Regions from separate parts of the Homo sapiens genome. Here region 2 is linked to region 1. Evidence: chromatin loops called from intact Hi-C (ENCODE). Cell type or tissue: transverse colon. All regions are shown on one strand. Each heading gives the region's core, and the rest is flanking DNA. Links, peaks and the distances in the headings are about the cores only.

Evidence for each region. Peaks named below come from ENCODE experiments on the same cell type or tissue, not always from the same donor. Only the 100,000 strongest peaks of a DNase experiment are listed, where the experiment ranks them.
Region 2: it touches region 1 in a loop (11-fold over the local background); 3 of 110 quality-filtered maps call a loop at or near these places.

Annotation. Positions count from the first base shown.
Region 1 is chr9:71,633,339-71,642,904 of GRCh38, forward strand. No RefSeq gene overlaps it. Among named protein-coding and RNA genes, the nearest start is that of CEMIP2, 130 kb to the right of the region's middle. In transverse colon, for the core only: no CTCF peak of the experiment used is centred there; no DNase peak of the experiment used is centred there; H3K27ac peaks cover 1,010 bases.
Region 2 is chr9:71,583,153-71,592,718 of GRCh38, forward strand. It overlaps the pseudogene RPL35AP21. Among named protein-coding and RNA genes, the nearest start is that of CEMIP2, 180 kb to the right of the region's middle. In transverse colon, for the core only: no CTCF peak of the experiment used is centred there; no DNase peak of the experiment used is centred there.

The DNA.
Region 1 (9,566 bases), core at 4,706-7,205:
TCGGAAACGAGGTATTAGAACCAAGGACAAAATTAAGCCGGTCGCAGTGGCTCACGCCCGTAATCCCAGCACTCTGGGTGGCCAAGGTGGGCGGATCACTTGAAGTCAGGAGTTTGAGACCAACCTGGCTAACATGGCGAAACCCCGTCACCACTGAAAATACAAAAATTATCTGGGCGTGGTGGTGCATGCCTGTAGTCCCAGCTACTGGGGAAGCTGAGGCAGGAGAATCGCTTGAACCCGGGAGGCAGAGGCTGCAGTGAGCCGAGATTGTGCCACTCTACTCCAGATTCAAAGATGGAGAACTGAGCATTTTAGGACCAAGGAAAACGATATGCAACTTAGCAAGCTGGATTTGTCTCGGGCTTTTACCAGCCCAAATTTTGCTCAGAGAAGGGGCATGTATGTTACTTGGCATGACATGACCAGGTCATTATGGGTATCAACCATCATGCCATGCTGAAAGCGATAATGCAATGGGCTCTCCCACTCTGAACCTAAGGCAGATGCCATTTTTACCTCTCGACATAAAGTAATATAGAGCATGGGGATGACCTCAACTAGGAACACTACTGAATCCTCAAGGCAAAATGATGGCGTCTGAAGAAACATAAAAGCATACACAATTTTCCCTTTGTTAGAGTCAGGTCAGATTCTACCTTTTATTTTTCATTCATCTCAATAGACATTTATTATATAGCTATGGTTGGAATCATACAGCATATAGCCTTTTCAGATTGAGTTTCACTTAGTAATATGCATTTTGGATTCCTCCATGTCTTTTTGGGTTTTTTTTCTTTTTCTTTTTTTTTTTTTTGAGACGGAGTCTCACTCTGTCGCCCAGGCCGGAGTGCAGTGGCGGGATCTCGGCTCACTGCAAGCTCCGCCTCCCAGGTTCACGCCATTCTCCCGCCTCAGCCTCCCAAGTAGCTGGGACTACAGGCGCCCGACACCACGCCCAGCTAATTTTTTTGTATTTTTAGTAGAGACGGGGTTTCACCATGTTAGCCAGGATGGTCTTGATCTCCTGACCTCGTGATCCACCCGCCTCGGCCTCCCAAAGTGCTGAGATTACAGGCGTGAGCCCCTCCATGTCTTTTAATGGCTGAATTTCTTTTTATACACGTAAACTGTGGGTGTGGGGAGGGTAAAAGCACATAGCACGTCAAGAGTTGAGACTCCAGTGTTGTTTTCCTTCTACAATAAAGCCCCAGGCTCACACACCTTACATTATGATAGCCCACTGGTCAACCTGGGAAGTGCTTATATGTTAATTATCCTAAACCTGTTTTGCTACAATGTGTCGTCTGTGTCAGGCACTGTGCTACAGCTCAAGGATGAAATATAGGGGTCCCAGGCCCAAAGAGTTCACAGACTGGTCAGAAAGACTACACATAAATGCATGAATTGCAATAGAAAATAGTAGGGGCTTTAGGGGAGGGATAACAAAGGGCTTCAGGATCATACAGGATAGGACTGAGCCTTAGTCTAGTCCGTCTGGTTTCTATGTCCGCTGTGTGCTCACTGCTGACTATTAAACTGAAGGACCGATAGGATAAACCAGCTACTTTCCAAAACTGGTCAAATGAAAAAACACTGGGCTCTAGGTAAGGTCGGAGTGCCCTCTACTGAAGCAGGAAGATAGAATTAGAAGACAAACTAGTCTGAGTAGAAAAACATTAAAATATTCTTTCTATCCTTTTCTTTGTAGAAATGAATAAAGATCCACCTCTTATAACAATAGCCATCTTAAGTCTAGTAGATTGTGCTTATTGGATGGAAAACAATAGGAGGGCAGGAGAATAGCAAGCAGATGTGAACATCACAGTGGCAAAACAAGTTTAGGATAACTAGCATATAAACACTTTCCAGGTTGATTTGGGGGCTATCAAAATCAAAGGTGTGTTAGCCTGGGACCTTATTGTAGAAGGAACTGGAGCCTCAACTCCTGACGAGCAATCATGCGCTTTCACTCTCCCTATTCCCACATTTTATGTAAATAAAAAGAAATCCAGCCCTAAAAAGACATGGAGGAAATCTAAATGCATATCTAAGTGAAAGAAGCCAGTCTGAAAAGACTACATACTGCATAATTCCAACTATATAATGCTCGGAAAAAGTCAAAACGATGGAGATAGTAAAAAGGCTGATAGCTGCTGGGGGTTAGAGGGGCTGGAAGCATGAATAGGCAGAGCACGGAGGATTTTTAGGGCAGGGAATCTACTCTGTATGGTAGTATAATGGTGAATACATGTCATTACACATTTGTCCAAACTCATGGAATGTACAACACCAAGAGTGAACCCTAATGCAAACTATGGACTTTGGGTGATGATATGTCAAAGGATTGAATTTGATTTTTTTTAAAAGAAATTCTGGCTAATTCCATCATCAGGGCAAGTCTCAGAAGGTAAAAGAAGATCATAAAAAGGCAATATGTAAATTGAACATTGTATCTGTAAGCACATGGCCCGTCAGTGGGGCAGGGCACTCCCAGGCTGGTGGGGGTGGGCCCTCAAGCAAGCCACTTCTTTCTTTGCTGTTTTACTTCAGTCTGAATGTCAGTTTGAGTTCTACGGTTTAAGATCTATGTTAAAAATAAGTTAGTTATGATTACAATCATTGCTACTTTTGAGTGAATGCTGAAATTTCCACTAAATCAATCAGAATTTAACCAGTTTCTGGAAAATGTAATGATAGGTAGGTTCATCGATTGTAACAAATGCACCCCGCTGGTGCAGAATGTTGATAGTAGGGAAGACTGTGCATGTGTGAAGGTGAACTTTCTGCTTGATTTTGTTGTGAACCTAAAGCAGCTCTGAAAAAAAATAAGATCTTTTAAAAAATTTTTAAAGAAATTCAGGCTAATTCCTTCATAAGGGCAGGTCTCAGAAGGCAAAAGAAGATCATAAAAAGGTAATTTGTCTTGCCATCTAAAGCGACTGTAGATAAGAAGAGAGAATGTGTGAAGGACAGATGACATGGTAGTATGAGCCTCAAAGAAAGCCTCCTTATTTACTTCCTCTTGCTCAACCTCCCTATCAAACAGCAAGCTACAGAGACAATATCATTACATATGCCAGAAATTGGTTAAATTCTGATTGACTTAGTGGAAATTTCAGCATTCACTCAAAAGTAGCAATGATTGTAATCATAACTAACTTATTTTTAACACAGATCTTAAACTGTAGAATTCAAATTTACATTCAGATTGAAGTATGACACCAAAGAGAGAAGTGACTTGTCTAAGGGTCCACCTCCGACAGCCTGGGAGTGCCGCCGCACTGACTGGCAATGTGCTTACAGATCAGTGTTCATTTACGTTATGCAACAGAAAAGACAGAGGCTTCTAAAACTGAAGGTTCTGCCATAAGTGACTCTTGAGCAAATGAGATATTTTATAGCAGCAATTGGGGCTGCTTTTTTTTTTCAAACCAGGACATATGCTAAATGTGGATAACTGTCCTTTAGGTTAGATTATTTGGTCTGAAGTCCTTTTTCCACCTTGAATTAGCTTCCAAAAATGGAATCTCATATTTTGAAAGTGTTCTTGATAAGTCTTCAGAAATATCCCAAGAGGAGCACTGTAGTCATTTACTTAAATGGCATTTAGAGTAATTAACAGTTTTAGAATTTTTCCTGGCCTCTTTAATTATCCAGTGAGGACTAAATATTTCATCGCTCCTGCATGATTAACGTGCTAGTACAGATGAAAAGGTAAGGGGAGGTCTCTGTAGAACAGGTGCTTAATGCCTTACTTGCAATAAACATCCCAGCCACCATGAGTTTGGACATCTGGTAGAGATTTTGTAGTGATATAACATCTGGAATTTAATTTGCTACATGTAGTAGAAACTCCTTCTATTAAAAAAAAAAAAAAAAAAAAAAAAAAAAACCTCTACTTTATTCAAAGCAATTTGCAGTCTTATAATCCATTCATACCCCTACCCAGCCCTTTAGAAAAAAAATCTCCACAATGCCTATTGTGAAAATCCTTGAAATTTCTTGGCTTTGCAAAATGATAACTTAATGCATTTTAAGCAAGGTTATTCCAATTCCTGCTTCCATGTTTCCATCCATTAATGAGCTCTGGCTTTATAATTAAAGTGACCTAGTGTGATATTTCAGCTTAATTACTCAATGCTGTCATCTATTTCAGGGCCTGTGAATTCAATAGTATGTATGGAGGCCCAGTAAGAAGTGAGGGAGGAGAGCAAGCAGAGAGTTCATTTGCATTTATTGAGTTCATTCGTGTTTATGTGCACAGTGTTCTTCTCCTGTGGAAATGGACTTTTGTGACTGCTCTTTTCACAGTTCAGTAGATTGCTCTCTCCACTGCAAATGGCTGCTAGCAATAAACACCCTTACTTTCATCTGTGAGACCCAATCATTTCCTGGAGATAAAGATGGCTTAGATTAATGTAAAATACATTCCAAGACATTTCTTGGATGGAGTCAGAATATTTAAAGAAAACCTAACAGGCAGACCTTAGATAAGATGGCTCTTTTTTGCTCTCTCTCTCTCTTCTTTTTTTTTTTTTTTTTTTTTTTTTTTTTTTTTTTGCCATCCTCAAATGTGGGGCCAACTGACCTTTGGAAAGCAAGAAGGGGCTATTAAACGATATCAACCCCTTCTTCAGTCTCAGGGTGGCAGAGCTCCCTCTCTAAGAAAGCAGGTTGCCCACCAGATGAAAGGCTGGAAGTTGATATTCAGACCCTGAGTGTGCCTTTCACAGTCCTTTCTAAACTTGGCCTATGGTCAGTTTTGTGTGTGATATCAAGCTGATAAGTATTTCTCGGAATGATTTCCTCCTCCATTGAACCAGATCCTGAAAGGAAACGTTGATTCTGGCTCTTCCCTAAATTGCTCATCCTCAGCATTTCCTACCATCGCTATCATTAAACAAAAACTGTCCTCAAATAGTTATGACTGTTACAAACATCTTATGTTCATTTCTTTCAGCGATTTCTCCTTATAATAAATTCTGCTTTTGGATCCAATATATCAAATTCAGCCTGCTAAAGCACTTACTATTTTTCTAATAATTGAAACATGAGTTTATTGCCTGTGAAAAACATGTTCAGCCCAGAAAAACACATTCTAATAGTCGAGACCTTTTGAAATGTAAACATTACATATGGGAAACATTCAATATGGGAACAGTTTAAGTGGGTTTCTCTAAGTCATTACCAGATGATCTTCCAGTAGGCTCTAGCCTCAAGATAAAATGAAACCTAAAGTTGCCTGAGTAGATTTGTGGTGATCAGCTTTAAATATATTAGACTGGGAACATATGTTTTTTAGGCAAAGGAATCTTGACGCAGCAAAACCTTTTGACATGACAGAGGAAGGAAATTGATCTGAGTAGCTGTCTGTAGTATGCCATTTGCTGTGATCGGTCTCTCGTCTAGCCTGATCTCTGGTGTCCCTGTTTGTATTGGAGCCATTTCCTGCCTGATAGTACGTTCCTGTTCGACACACCATGCCTGGGAAAAGGCAGTACCATTTACCCCCACCCAGGCACAAGCTGTAAGACGTCATCAGAACCCTCTGTTTCCGTTACTGGGTGTTGGTCATTCTGCAGGGTTTGCATCTTTCTCTATTTACTTCCTGCCCAGTTAAGGGAAATCAAAAGAAGTGTCCCAAGATTTGGTTTCAAGATGAATTGACAAAGCTCAAAAAAAAAGAAGACAAGGAGGAGGTGAAAACGTAGTTCAAGGTCCAAGATTTATAATCAGAATTTTGAAGCCTATAGAATTTATCTGTTCCTTGCTACTCAAAGTATGGTCCATGGACCAGCAGCACAGGAATCATGTGGAAGCTTATTATAAATACAAAACCCCAGACCCCACCCAAGACCTACTGCATCAAAATCTGCATTTTAACAAGATACTCAATTAATTTGTGTGTGCCCTGAAATTTGAGATATACTGATCCAAGTCAAGCCTTTTATTTACAGATAAGGAAACTGAGTCCCAGGTGAAAGGCTTATGCCAAACCACAAAACTATTCATCCCAGAGGAGCTGGGACTAGAACTTTAATATGAATACTCTGGCCAGTCTTCTTTCTCTGTATTTGAATGGAAGACATACAGCTCATGCCCTGGGGACAAAATTTCTTCAAATTTGTCATCCTCTTCAACTCACAGATTACACCTCTTCAACTCACAGATTTCTCACTCATCAGAGCTTCTTCACTTCTCTCTTCATCCATGTTAGATTCCATTACAATCCTCATCCTGCAAATTTCTGAACTCCCCTTGAACCATCTTCTCATTGTTTCACACACTCTGAGCAGAGCACCTATCATGAGTGAGCTCAACCAACCCCTTTCTCCACACCTGCACCCAAACAGCTGAGCAAGGCTGGAGAAATATCATTGAAACATACAGATTGCTGTCACTTTATATTTACAATCAGCAATCTCAACTAAGCCCTCAACAGTGTCCACTAATCTTATTATATGTCTACAGTAGTATAGTACATTTTCTACCCTTTCATACTTTTTGCAATTTCCTCAAAATTCCCACTACCTATTATCTCTCTCTCTCTCTCTCTCTCTCTCTCTCTCTCTCTCTCTCTCTCAGACAAAATCTCATTTTATTACCCAGGCCAGAGTGCAGTGGTGCTATCACGGCTCACTGCAGCCTTAACCTCCCAGGCTCAAGTGATCCTCCCACCTTAGCCTCCTGAGTAGCTGAGACTACAAGCACACACCATCACTCCTGGCTAATTTGGTTTTTTATATATTTTTTTTAGAGACAGGGCCCCTCTATGTTGCCTGGGCTGGTCTCAAACTCATGAGCTCAAGTGATCCTCTCGCCTTGGCCTACCAAAGTGCTGGGGTTACAGGCGTGAGCCACCACACCCAGCCCACCACCCATTCTCAAGTAATGATTTGTCTCCAATTTCACTGAGACAATACAAGTAATCAGCTATTAAACCTTTCAACTTTCTACCACTGGTTCGAAATCTACATACCCGTCTGCACCTGCCCACACCCATATTCTCCTTTCCCCTCTCTCCCACCTCTTAACACACTAGTTTGCAATGGGCCCTGTGAAACCACCCACTCTCCCCTTCTCAGGAAGGATTCTTGCACTATAGATCATTTTTTCTTTTCTGAATATGCCATATGTACACATCCTTGCTTCTGAATCAATCTCATCAGCATTCAGTTATATCCCAGTACCTCCCTTCTTCAACAAGAAGCAAGGAGGCAAAGCTTTGGAGAGAATTTCCTTAATTTGAATTCTCTCAATTCTCTTCCTCACAGCAGCTTCTTGAAAGAGTGTATTCTCTACACAAATACTGTTTACTTTTCATCTTTTATTCACTATTTCTTTACTTTGTTGATTTTATAAAAGTGGCACATGCTCCTTTTTTAAAAATTTAAGCAATAAAATATTTTTTAATTATGAAAACAGCCCCAGAACTCCCACAACCCAGAGATAATCATCCCTTGTCTCTTTGTAATCTCTCTTTTATATTAATATATGTCAACATGAAGGGGGATAGATAGAGTAAAAAATATAAAATGGGATATATTCTATATGCTGTGTTTTAAAATGTAAGATTTAATTGTATTTTTTCAAATGCATTTTTCCCCAAACCTTATTTATTTTTTATTGTACTTGAATTTAACAACAGAACAAGTTTAGAAAGCAAAATTAAAAGACATTCCTGGCCATTTGCAGTGGTGGTTTATGCCTGTAATCCTAGCGTTTTGGGAGGCCGAGTCAAGCAGATGGTTTGAGCACAGGAGTTTGAGACCAGCATGGGCAACATGTTGAAACCCTGTCCCTACACACACACACACACACACACACAAAAACCCTACAAAAATTAGCTGGGTGTGGTGGTGCACACCTGTTGTCCCAGCGACTCAGGAGGCTGAGGTGGGAGGATCACTTGAGCCCAGGAGGTTGAGGCTACAGTAAGCTGAGATCACGCCACTACACTCCATCCTGGGTGAAAGAGTGAGACCTTGTCACCAAAAAAATTAAATTAAAAAAAAAAGAATAACTACTTTGAACAATAAGAGAAGTAGTCTTTTAACCTATCAGAAACTCAAAAGAATGCAACATTTGTCTCTCACTTACCTGTGGCCTGGAAGCCCCCGGGATGACTGGAGAGGGGGTGGGTGGCTTGTTTTGAGTTGTCTCCACCCTTCTGGATGGAGTTAATGTACTTCTTACATATATTGATTGATGTCACATGTCTCCCTAAAATGTATGGAACCAAGCTGTGCCCCGACCATCTTGGGTACATGTTGTCAGGACTTCCTGAGGCTGTGTCACGGGCACGTCCTCAACCTTGGCAAAATAACCTTTCTAAATTAACTGAAAAAAAAAAAAGGAAAATTAGTCTTTTATAATTGCCTTCACATTCTTAGTTTTATAGCTTATCTTGTTATTTTAACTGTATCAAAGTTTTTAATACTTATAATCTGTTTTGTAATTATCATCCTTCAAGTATTGTGTTCTAGTTCTCTATTTAAATATATCTAATCCTCAACACTGATTATTTTTACTGTAGGTTTTCCATTTCTGAGTATATTCAACAAATGTATTTGAAGCATCTAAACATTGGAGATGCGACTAGAAAAACAGGTAAGAGCTTTGTTTTTATGGAACATATTCTAGAACAGGAGAGAGAAAACAGAAGTAAACAAGACAAACCAAAAACCAATATAACTTTCAGATTGTGTGTGATAAGTACTGTGTACCTTACATAAGGACATATACTGAATAAGTAAGGAAAAAGCTATTCTCATCAAGAAAGGCTTCCCTTTGGATGTGGCATGTGAGCTGAGTCCTGAATGATTCAAAAGAGCCAATCAAAGAAAGGGATGGGGGAGCAGGAAGAGGAGGGACATTTTACATAGAAGGAACAGAAAATGCTTAAGGCTACATAGAAGGAACAGAAATAAGCTTGGCGTATTTGAGTAACAGAAAGTAGGCCCATGTGGCTAGAGCTTAGTGGGAGACTAGGAGACGGGAACGTGCAGTTTGAGACGTAGACAGGAGTCAGTTCACAAAGAGGTTTTACGCCAAGGCATGAAGTTGCAACTTTATTCAAAATGCAATGCAAAGCCTTCAGTAGGCATAAGCAAGAGAGGGAGAGAGGGATATAAAGTGATTTATGTTTTCAGACGACCAGTTTGACTCCTGTGTAGAGAATAAATTGAAAGAGGAGGTGAAGTGAAAAGGTAGAAGCAGGAAGTTCAGCTAGGAGATTATTGTAGTAATCCAGGCAAGAGATGATGGTGGCTTGGACTAGAGAGATACCAGCAAGGATACAGAAGAGTAGCAAATTTGGGATATACATTATAAATAGAGGGGATGGGACTTGCTAGTGGGCTGGATGTGGAGAAAAATAGAACCAAGGACAAATCACAGTGGTTGGTTGATTTTGTTTTACTGAGCAACTGGGTTAAAATTGACGCCATTTACAGAGAGAAAGAAGGCTGGAGAAAGTATAGGTTGGACTGGGAACAGATGTCCAGGAATTTCACATTTGAGATATCTACTGAAAAATCCATCAGACAGGGGTATCTACGTCT
Region 2 (9,566 bases), core at 2,665-5,164, 52 kb before region 1:
AAACCCATGACTCACGGGCACCCTTCTAGACTTCCATGTGCCTGATCTCTACTGTGTGTTTTATGTCAGACCTCTCACTGTTTGGGAGATATCCTATGATAAGCTTGCACAGTTTTTAGTTGTTTAACAGCGCATGCAACACAGAATACATGTAAACAAACAGAGCAGAGGTTTTCAAACCTGCTTTAGCAGCAGCTCTACTCTCAAGCGAAATTTTACAATAAACAAATATAAATACATTATTTATGATCATGTATTTACTAAACGTATGCGTTCATATATGTAACAATTATATTAAGTCAGTTTGTTTTAATGAAAGAAAAAAATGCAGAAATCAGAGATTTACATGAAATTATGTAATAACCTTTGCGTCCAAGTTATTTGCATATTTTTTGTTTGTTTGCACAGATAACCTGTTTCTGACAGCTTGTCTGTATTCTCAAGCTATTCTTCAATTAGGCAGAAATGGCAGGGGTTTTATTCCAAGGCCTACAGAAAGTCAAGATAACCTGGCACAATAAATTGTCATATAAGTGGTCCTGAATGTGTTAAAATTTGGTACATAACACACTTGAGTTATTTCACATATCATGTTTTAATAGTTGAATATATTTGTACATGAAATCTAAATCACGCATTTAGGAATCACTAAAATACAACCATGAAACACTAAGGCTCTGTAGAACACAATTTGAAAACCCAACTGATGCAGATTCCATTGATGTTTAGGGAAATGTAAGCAGCTAAAGAGATAAGGAAAAAGTTGACTTGGAGAAAAGGCTGTGGCTGTTACCCTTGGTAACTTAATTCCCTGAGCACTTGGCTGTATCTATACTCCACCCTCCAGCACTGATTGCATTCTTCCATGCGTTGTAGGAAGGTAAGCATGTGGCTGTCCCCTGTAGGAGATCATATGCAACTCAAGACATTGTTGCATATCATTGTTAGAGACTGAATTGTGTCTTCCCCAGCCCCACAAATTCATACATTGAAGCCCTAACCCCTATGTGACTCTAGAGACAGGGCCTTTAAGAAGGTAATGAATATTAAGTCTAGTCCAGTAGGACAGATGTCCTATAAGAAGAAGCAACAACAGAGAGCTCTCTCTCAACATGTGTGCCACAGAGAGATGGGCAATGAGAGGACAGAGCAAGGAGGTACGATCTGCGAGCTGAGGAGAAAGGCCTCGCCAGAAACCAAGCCTGCTGGCACCTTGACCTTGGACTTCCAGATTTCCAACCTCCAGAACTTTGAGAAAATACATTTCTGTCGTTTAAGTCACCCAGTCTGTAGTAGCATGTGATGGCAGCCCAGGCAGACTAATACAATCATAAAATGAATATTTCAGAAAACATTTTTAAAATGAACACCACAAAAGCAATTTCTTTTTTTATCATTGTGAGGTCACCTGAATGTGATGCACTACAAAATGTTCAGCAGGATTACTTTGTAATGACTGTCATTATTCTTCTGTTTGAATAAAAGCAAAAGTTTTGGCAGTTAGGTTTGAAACGGGTGTCCATGGGTTTGATGTGATCTCAGCTCTATCTAACAGCCCCATAGATCATTGTACAGGGCTTTACATACACTGTTAGACTGGTAACATGTTAAATTGAGGAAAGACATCTTTGATTTTTTTGAGACTAATCTACTTGGTTTTTATAGTTTCTTTTTCTCGATTTATGTTTTTCCCGTATTTTACACTAGGGATAACAAAAGCACTACACAGGTATTGCCACTCCACTGTCAGTGACTGTGACAACCAGGAACAATTGATCCTGACCCCTTCTCCCCTCTAGGTTTAAATATAGACTCAGAATCCTTTTTAACACAGTTCTTCAGGGGGCCACTCTCAATCATCAGTCATGTGAAAGGAAAATTATTTACAAACCCTGTATTTTGTCTTTTTGTTCAAATGTGGCTTTAGATATCAACATTTGATAAAATTTAAACATTTAATTATGGGTATGTCATTTACTCACTGGATGAGATGATTTTAGTCTGATCAGAGGTGCTCACTTAACTCCAAGTGCATCATTCATTCCCTGGAGTTGTGTGGTCCACAGATATGTGGCAGGCTTGCCCCTTATTATTCACATTTTCATTTTATTTATCAGTTTTAACTATTTTTAAACAAAATTCTTTTTTTTTTTTTTTTGAGATGTAGTCTCGCTCTGTCACCCAGGCTGGAGTGCAGTGGCACGATCTTGGCTCACTGCAACCTCCACTCCCAGGTTCAAGCGATTCTTCTGCCTCAGCCTCCCGAGTAGCTGGGACTACAGGCACACACCACCACACCCAGCTAATTTTTGTATTTTTAGTAGAGATGGGAGTTTCACCATATTGGCCAGGCTGGTCTCAAACTCCTTACCTCGTGATCCGCCCGCCTCAGCCTCCCAAAGTGCTGGGATTACAGGCATGAGCCACTGCGCCAGGCTAAACAAAATTCTTAAATAGGAGATCATATCCAGTAATGTTAACTTCTTGCTTATAAAAACAACTAATTTGTTTTTAAATATCTTAAATGCCTTTAGTAATTTTTGAATAAACAAAATTTTTTACTATTATTAACTATTATTAAAAAGAACTTAAGATGAGACCTTCAGTTTGGAATGGCAGCCCCAGTGCGGACCCTCCAAGTTTTTCAACAAAATATCATTGTAAGCGGAAAAGATAAAAACATACTACATTTCCAAAATCTAAGGCAGATATAACACACTGCCAAGCCTGGACTATTTTTGCTTTATCATTGTAATTAATAAAAGAGATTAAAAATCACATTGATATCTAGAAACAGAGAAAATCTTGGAGGCCAAGAAGCTAGAACCAAACACCTCAACTTGCCCCCCAACAGCGACACTAAAAGGGACATAAATGGCACTCAAGTGGACAGAATGGAGCCAAGGCCATCTGCATTTTCTCTTTCTTCAAGTATAACTAAGTAGGGACAGACACTATGAAGTCTGGTCCTTTTGAAATATATTTTTTCTTCATGCAATCCTTTGAGAATGGTAACATTTTTTCTGTGGATGGTACCATGGATTATTTTTCAAAGTTCTGCTCTTCCTCTGAGTCTGCCAGATATACTTGCCTCCCCCTTATACTGCAGGCTTCTTCCTTAACCTTAGGTAGGCTAATTTTCATTACTCACCCTCAATCCATGGATGATTTGCCTAGGCTCAGCAGCACTTGCCAATGGACAAGCTGTGTAAATGACCGGTGGTCCTGCTTTCCGTCCACTCATGCCTGGCCCCAGTCCAGATGCCGCATTCATCCTGGCAAGTAGAAGGGAGCAACATTTTGACATTAACTGTTCTGGGCTTTTTAGAAATTATTTATTTTTATTGTGTTCTATGTATTTAAGGTATACAACATGTTTTGATATACATATACATAGTGGAATGATTACTGCAGTCAAGCAAATTTATATCCATCTCCTCACAGTTACCTTTTTATTTTCTTTTTCTTTGTGAGTGGATGTGTGTGTGTGTGTGTGTGTGTGTGTGTGTGTGTGTGTGCACGCACATGTGCATGTACTGAGAACACCTAAAATCTTTTCTAACTGCAACCTCTGCCTCCCAGGTTCAAGCAATTCTCCTGCCTCAGCCGCCCAAGTAGCTGGGACTACAGGCGCCTGCCACCATGCCTGGCTAATTTTTGTATTTTTAGTAGAGACCGGGTTTCACCATGTTGGCCAGGCTGGTCTGGAACGCCTGACCTCTGGTGATCCACCCTCCTCGGCCTCCCAAAGTGCTGGGATTACAGGTGTGAGCCACCGCACCTGGCCAGAGCCAGTCCCTTTTAAGGACTCATCTGAGTAGGTCATATCCACCTAGAATATATTTCCCTTTCTTGAAGTCAACTGTGCCATACAACATAACCTTGTCATGGAATGATGTCTCATCATATTCACCTACTCACAAAGAGAGGAGATTATACAAGCACAAGGGTCACTGTGGTCAACTTAGAATTCTACCTACCACACCTCCTTTCTCCAAGTGTATCAAAAGTCACAAAGAGATGCCTGATGAGGGCAAGGCCCCAGACCTCATCAGACACATCCAGACTGTCTCACTTGAGGTTCTTCAGTATTAATCAATATTTTTATATGTTCATGCATTCTTTCTCATGGAAAAAATTATTTACAGAAGTTGTATTGCAAGCCTGGCACTGTGTTAAGTGCTGGAGACACACGATGACAAGAGGTATGACCCTTGCCCTTGTTCAGTGGTGCAAAGTTAATCAAATAAACATATTATGTAAAATTATATCTTTGATTAGTACAAAGGATATGAGGTACATGGTGATATAAGATCCTATAAGGGGAATATTTGACTTTATCAGAATAAAAGAACAGAAGCAGAGGCTGCTGACTGCCCACCAAAACCCATTCTCAACTTCCATTAGAGAAGAAGGCACAGGGCTGCCCATCTGCACTGCGCTTCCCAACTTCTTTTGACTTTGGGAGTGGCTATGTAAAGAAATCCCCTCCAATGAATAGAAGTCAATAGTGCCACTTCCAGGCCTGGGCCATTAAACTCATTGTCACTCCTATGAGTGACAAAGGCATTGCCCACAGCAACCACGAGTCACATGTTAAGGATGGCAGAGCTTCAGTCAACTTAAGTCCTTCAATGACTCTATGGAGCAGAATCCTCAGCCACCGCCAGACTACCAGTGCTCTCACCACCAAAACCACTCTGGACTGTGATGTGAGAAGGAATGAAACTCCTTTTTCATTTAAGACATTACTTTTTAGGTCTGTTTCAGCAATTTAGGCTTCCCCAAGTAACACAGAACTACATGCTGGCAGGCAAAAAAAAAAAAAAAAAAAGCTTTCTTATATTATGTTTATGTAATGTGTCTCTGAAAGACTTTCACATCTACTGGGAGATGGAATTCTCTCAATAACCCCGTGAGACAGATAGCAGGCCATCTATTATAGGACCCATGCGCCCATGCAGATGAGGCTCAGAAGAATTCAGTGACTCAGGGAGGGCCCTACAGCTCAGTAGTCATTCTGGAATCTCCATCACTGACTCACCATTTGGATTTACACAGGTCACCTCTCTCTTTCATCATTGATAGGATATGGTCATCCCTGTCTTTCTACCTAAGAGAGAAAAATTCTATGGGGGCTGGTCTGTGAATCCCTTAGTAAAAATGACACAGATGTGATATTCAGTTCCATAAGTTACACAGGTAGGAGAGATTTAGCTATATTATTTGGCAATGCCTTCTTAATTGTTTACTCTTCAATATCTTAGCTCCATTGGAAACAGACTGATAGGCAAAACCAAACATAGGCTGCTAAGCTACTATTGGTCTTAGATCTCTTAAATTGTAACATCTGATGTAATATCATTTTTGATCTCATTCTTGATGTAGTTCTTTTGACTCTGTTTACTTACCTGTGTATGTTATCAGAAAATGTACCATTTCAAAATTTTTTATTCACTCATGTGTTCACCAAAAGTTATGAGCATTTACTCTGTTTAAAGTCATTGTGCTAGACCCTGGGTATCCAGTAGTAAACAATGTGGGCATAGTCCCTGCCCTCAAGAAGATTATAGTCTGATCAGAAAAGCGGACAATAAACAAGAAAATATGCAATCTTATTTAATTACAAATAGTGATTGATGGAAAGAAAGAATGAAGAAATGAAGATGATGAGAACTAGGACACACTTTTTATATCTCTCTCTAGTTAAATCTTCTAAAATTCATTCTGCAGAATTAGAATTACTCACAAATGTATTATTTCCAACTTGCTAATATAGCCTATTTTCTACCCTTGGACTGCTTAAGTAGTTTTGCTTCACTTCTAGGAAATGCAGAGCTACATTTGGTACTTAGCAATAGAAATGTCTGAACTTAGGTTCCTAACTCAGCTATCTTTCTACTTCTTCCAAATTGTTTCTGCTTTATTTTCTTTTTCAGGTGAGAAAAATACATATTTTAATCTCAGTCTTTCATTTCAATCCCCTTCTCATGCAGTGTTCCCATTTTTAAGCCTAAGAGATACCGCTCTGATGTTCCTTCCTTTATTTTGTTTTTCAGGTGAGAAAGGAAGGGAGGGAAGGAAGGAAGGCGGGGAACAAACACTAATAAATGAGGGCCTTGCTCTTTTGCACACAACATCCCGATGATCTGTCTTTGGGCCTTGACGGGGTGACCAGATGCGACGTGTTTGAGGAAACCCAGGCACTTCTGGTGGCTGAGGAAGACAGGAAATCCCAACTTGACACTCACAGATGACGGCTAAAGCAGACACAACCACAGGGGCAGAAATCTGACTGCGAGGAACCTGGACTCTGACTCGAACACCCGCGAAGGACAGGGATTGGGACCCTTATATTACTGTTTACCCAGGAGTTACAAATCATTGCTCTTCCCGCCATCTTGGCTCCTGTGGAGGCCTGCTGGGAACAGGACTTCTAAAAGGAACTATATCTGGAAGGCTGTGGTCCAATGCCATTTTTGCCGGCTATAAGCAGGATCTCTGGAACCAAAGGGAGCACACACCTCTTCTAAAAATTGAAGTTGTTTATGCCTGAGATGAAACAGAATTCTATTTGGGCAAGAGATGTGCTTATGTATACAAAGCAAAGAACAACCCAGTGACTCCTGGCAGCAAACCAAACAAAACCAGAGTAATCGGGGGAAAGGTAACTCATGCTCATGGAAACAGTGGCCTGGTTCGTGCCAAATTCCGAAGTAATCTTCCTGCTAAGGCTATTGGACACAGAATCCGAGTGATGCTGTACCCCTCAAGGATCTAAACTAACGAAAAGTCAATAAATAAACTTGGATTTATGCTCTTGAAAAAAAAAATCATTGACCCTCTGAGTTGTGACTTTTCTGGCACCCCATTCGGATATTCTATATGATGGGTATGGTTTTTATTTGCTCTGTGGCCTTGGATGAGCCACTGAAAGGTCTTCAAGGTTAAATTTCTATCCTGTCTCATAATGACATCTTAACCCCTCAATAAAGTATTATATTTTTAAAATTAAAAAAAAAAATCTGAGAGATACTTCGATTCAAGGTTTAAAATACTCCAGAACCATCATTTAATTTGACAAAACTATGTCCTTGCCCTGAAAGCAAGAGTAGAAACTGTGGCCCTGTTATCATAGTCCTGTTTCCACAAAGCCTGTTCTATGTCCCCAAACAGGTTGGCAGAAGAGTTGTAAAGATCTGAGGGCCACGGTGATGAGGGAAAAGATTTTAGGAAACAGAAAAAGAAGAACAGTTATTGAGTGCTTATTATATATTCTAAGTGCTCTCATAGCATTCTCTTGTTAAATGCTCACAACTCTACAGTTCTAGCCTTCTCAGAGATTCCCCCAGCCCATACCACGTGGTCCAGAGAGGTCAAGGTCTTATGTCATGTTCTCCCTTAAACCTCTCTGCATCTCTAAACCCACAGGGCAGAGGTTAGCCCGTCATGTAGGTAGCCTGGTGTCATTTTACATGTACTAATTTCCACATTTAACTAATAAAAAACTTGCCAGAAATTGGATTGGGATTTTTTTTTTTTTAACACAGAGTTTCACTCTGTTACCCAGGCTGGAGTGCAATGGCACAATCTTGACTCACTGCAACCTCTGTGCCTCCCCTGTTGAAGCAATTCTCCTGCCTCAGCCTCCCATGTAGCTGGGATTACAGGCATGTGCCACCATGCCCAGCTAATTTTTTTGTATTTAGTAGAGACATGGTTTCACCATGTTGGTCAGGCTGGTCTCAAACTCCTGATCTCAGGTGATCCCACCCGCCTAGGCCTCCCAAAGTGCTGGGATTACAGGCATGAGCCACTGTGCCCAGCCCTGAATTGGGATTTTTAGCCGATTATAGGCTCAGGGCCATATGACAATAAAAATAAAACTTTAGGGCTACATATTTTAATCTCAGTCTTTTGTTTCAATCCCTTGCTCATGCAATTTTCCCTATTATTAAGCCAAGGAGATATCACTCCAATGTCCCTGGCTCCCTACACAACAAGGAGATGTGCCACCTCAGAGCTGAAACCTTGGGGGAACTCAGGCCCCAAACATCCACGAATAGAATGTATGGCTTCACTGAAGCAGAGTGGCACAATGACACGTGTCTTTACAAATTTAACAGGCTATAATCAGCTACAGCTGCCATGCAATGGCCTGTCTGTCTTGGCATCCACCAGCTTCTGTCCATAACGCAGCTTCTCAGCCGGTTTAGGTATGGGAACCACACAACCTCTAAAGTGAAGGAGGCTTCTCCAGCAAAACCGAACGGCATATTCAGATGCTGGGTGAGGATTCATAATATTTAGCTATTTTGTTAATTAATATAACAGTAATTTCTTTATTCAGTCACAGAAACATCAATGTATCTATGCTGAAGCACCATAATTTTATAAGCACAGTTATTGGGGGAAAATGTTACCTTTTTGTCCTAAAAAGACTCTCCACGCATGTAGCTAGGGAAAGCTAAGGTCAGTGGCAGAGTTATATGCACACCTCCACCACCAACATCACCACCACCACCTCCTCCTTCATCTCTCATCCAGCTCTGCCTTAGGCCCTTTTTTTTCTTTTCTTTTCTTTTCTTTTTTTTTTCCCCAAGACAGGGTCTCACTCTGTCACCCAGGCTGGAGTGTGGTGGCGCAATCTTGACTCACTGCAACCTTCACCTCCTCAGCTCAAGTGATCCTCCCATCACCTCAGCCTCCCAATAGCTGGGACTACAGGCATGCACCACCACACCCAGCTACTTTTCATATTTCTTTTTGTACAAACGGGGTTTTGCTGTGTTGTCCAGGCTGGTCTTGAACTACTGGACTCAAGAGATCCACTTGTCTCTGCCTCCCAAAGTGCTGGGATTACAGGAGTGAGCCACCATACCTGGCCTGTCTGAGACCCTTTAACCCATTTATGCCTGAGGTTGCACTTTTTGGAATTTTTGCAATCAGACCTTGGCAATGATCTTGAGCAGTAGGATATAAATAACTCCCACATATGGGAGGTCGGGGTGGGTGGATCATGAGGTCAGGAGTTGGAGACCAGCCTGGCCAACATAGTAAAACTCCATCTCTACTAAAAATACAAAAATTAGCCAGGTGCGGTGGTGCACGCCTGTAATCCCAGCTACTCAGGAGGCTCAGGCAGGAGAATTGCTGAAACCTGGGAGGCAGAGGGAGGTTACAGTGAGCTGAGATCATGCCATTGCATTCCAGCCTGGGCAATAGAGCGAGACTCCATCTCAAAAAAATAAATAAATAAAAAAACTCCCACATACTTAGCGTTCCAATAATGGAACACTAGGAACAAATGGGTTTTTACCTTGGGGGTTTTAAGTACTCCCATGGCAATGATCCATGAGAGCATTTATCATTCAGTTGTGACTCTTTTCTCACTTGCCTGTATCCTCCCTAATACAGAAGGTTGAGGACAGAAACCACATTAATATTGTCGAACATTGCATTCCCAATACCTTACTCAGAACCTGACACATAACAGGCATCTACTGAGTATTTGCTGAATGAACAAATACATTTCTTCTGCTCTTAGTCCCTCCAGGTTTCTTCTC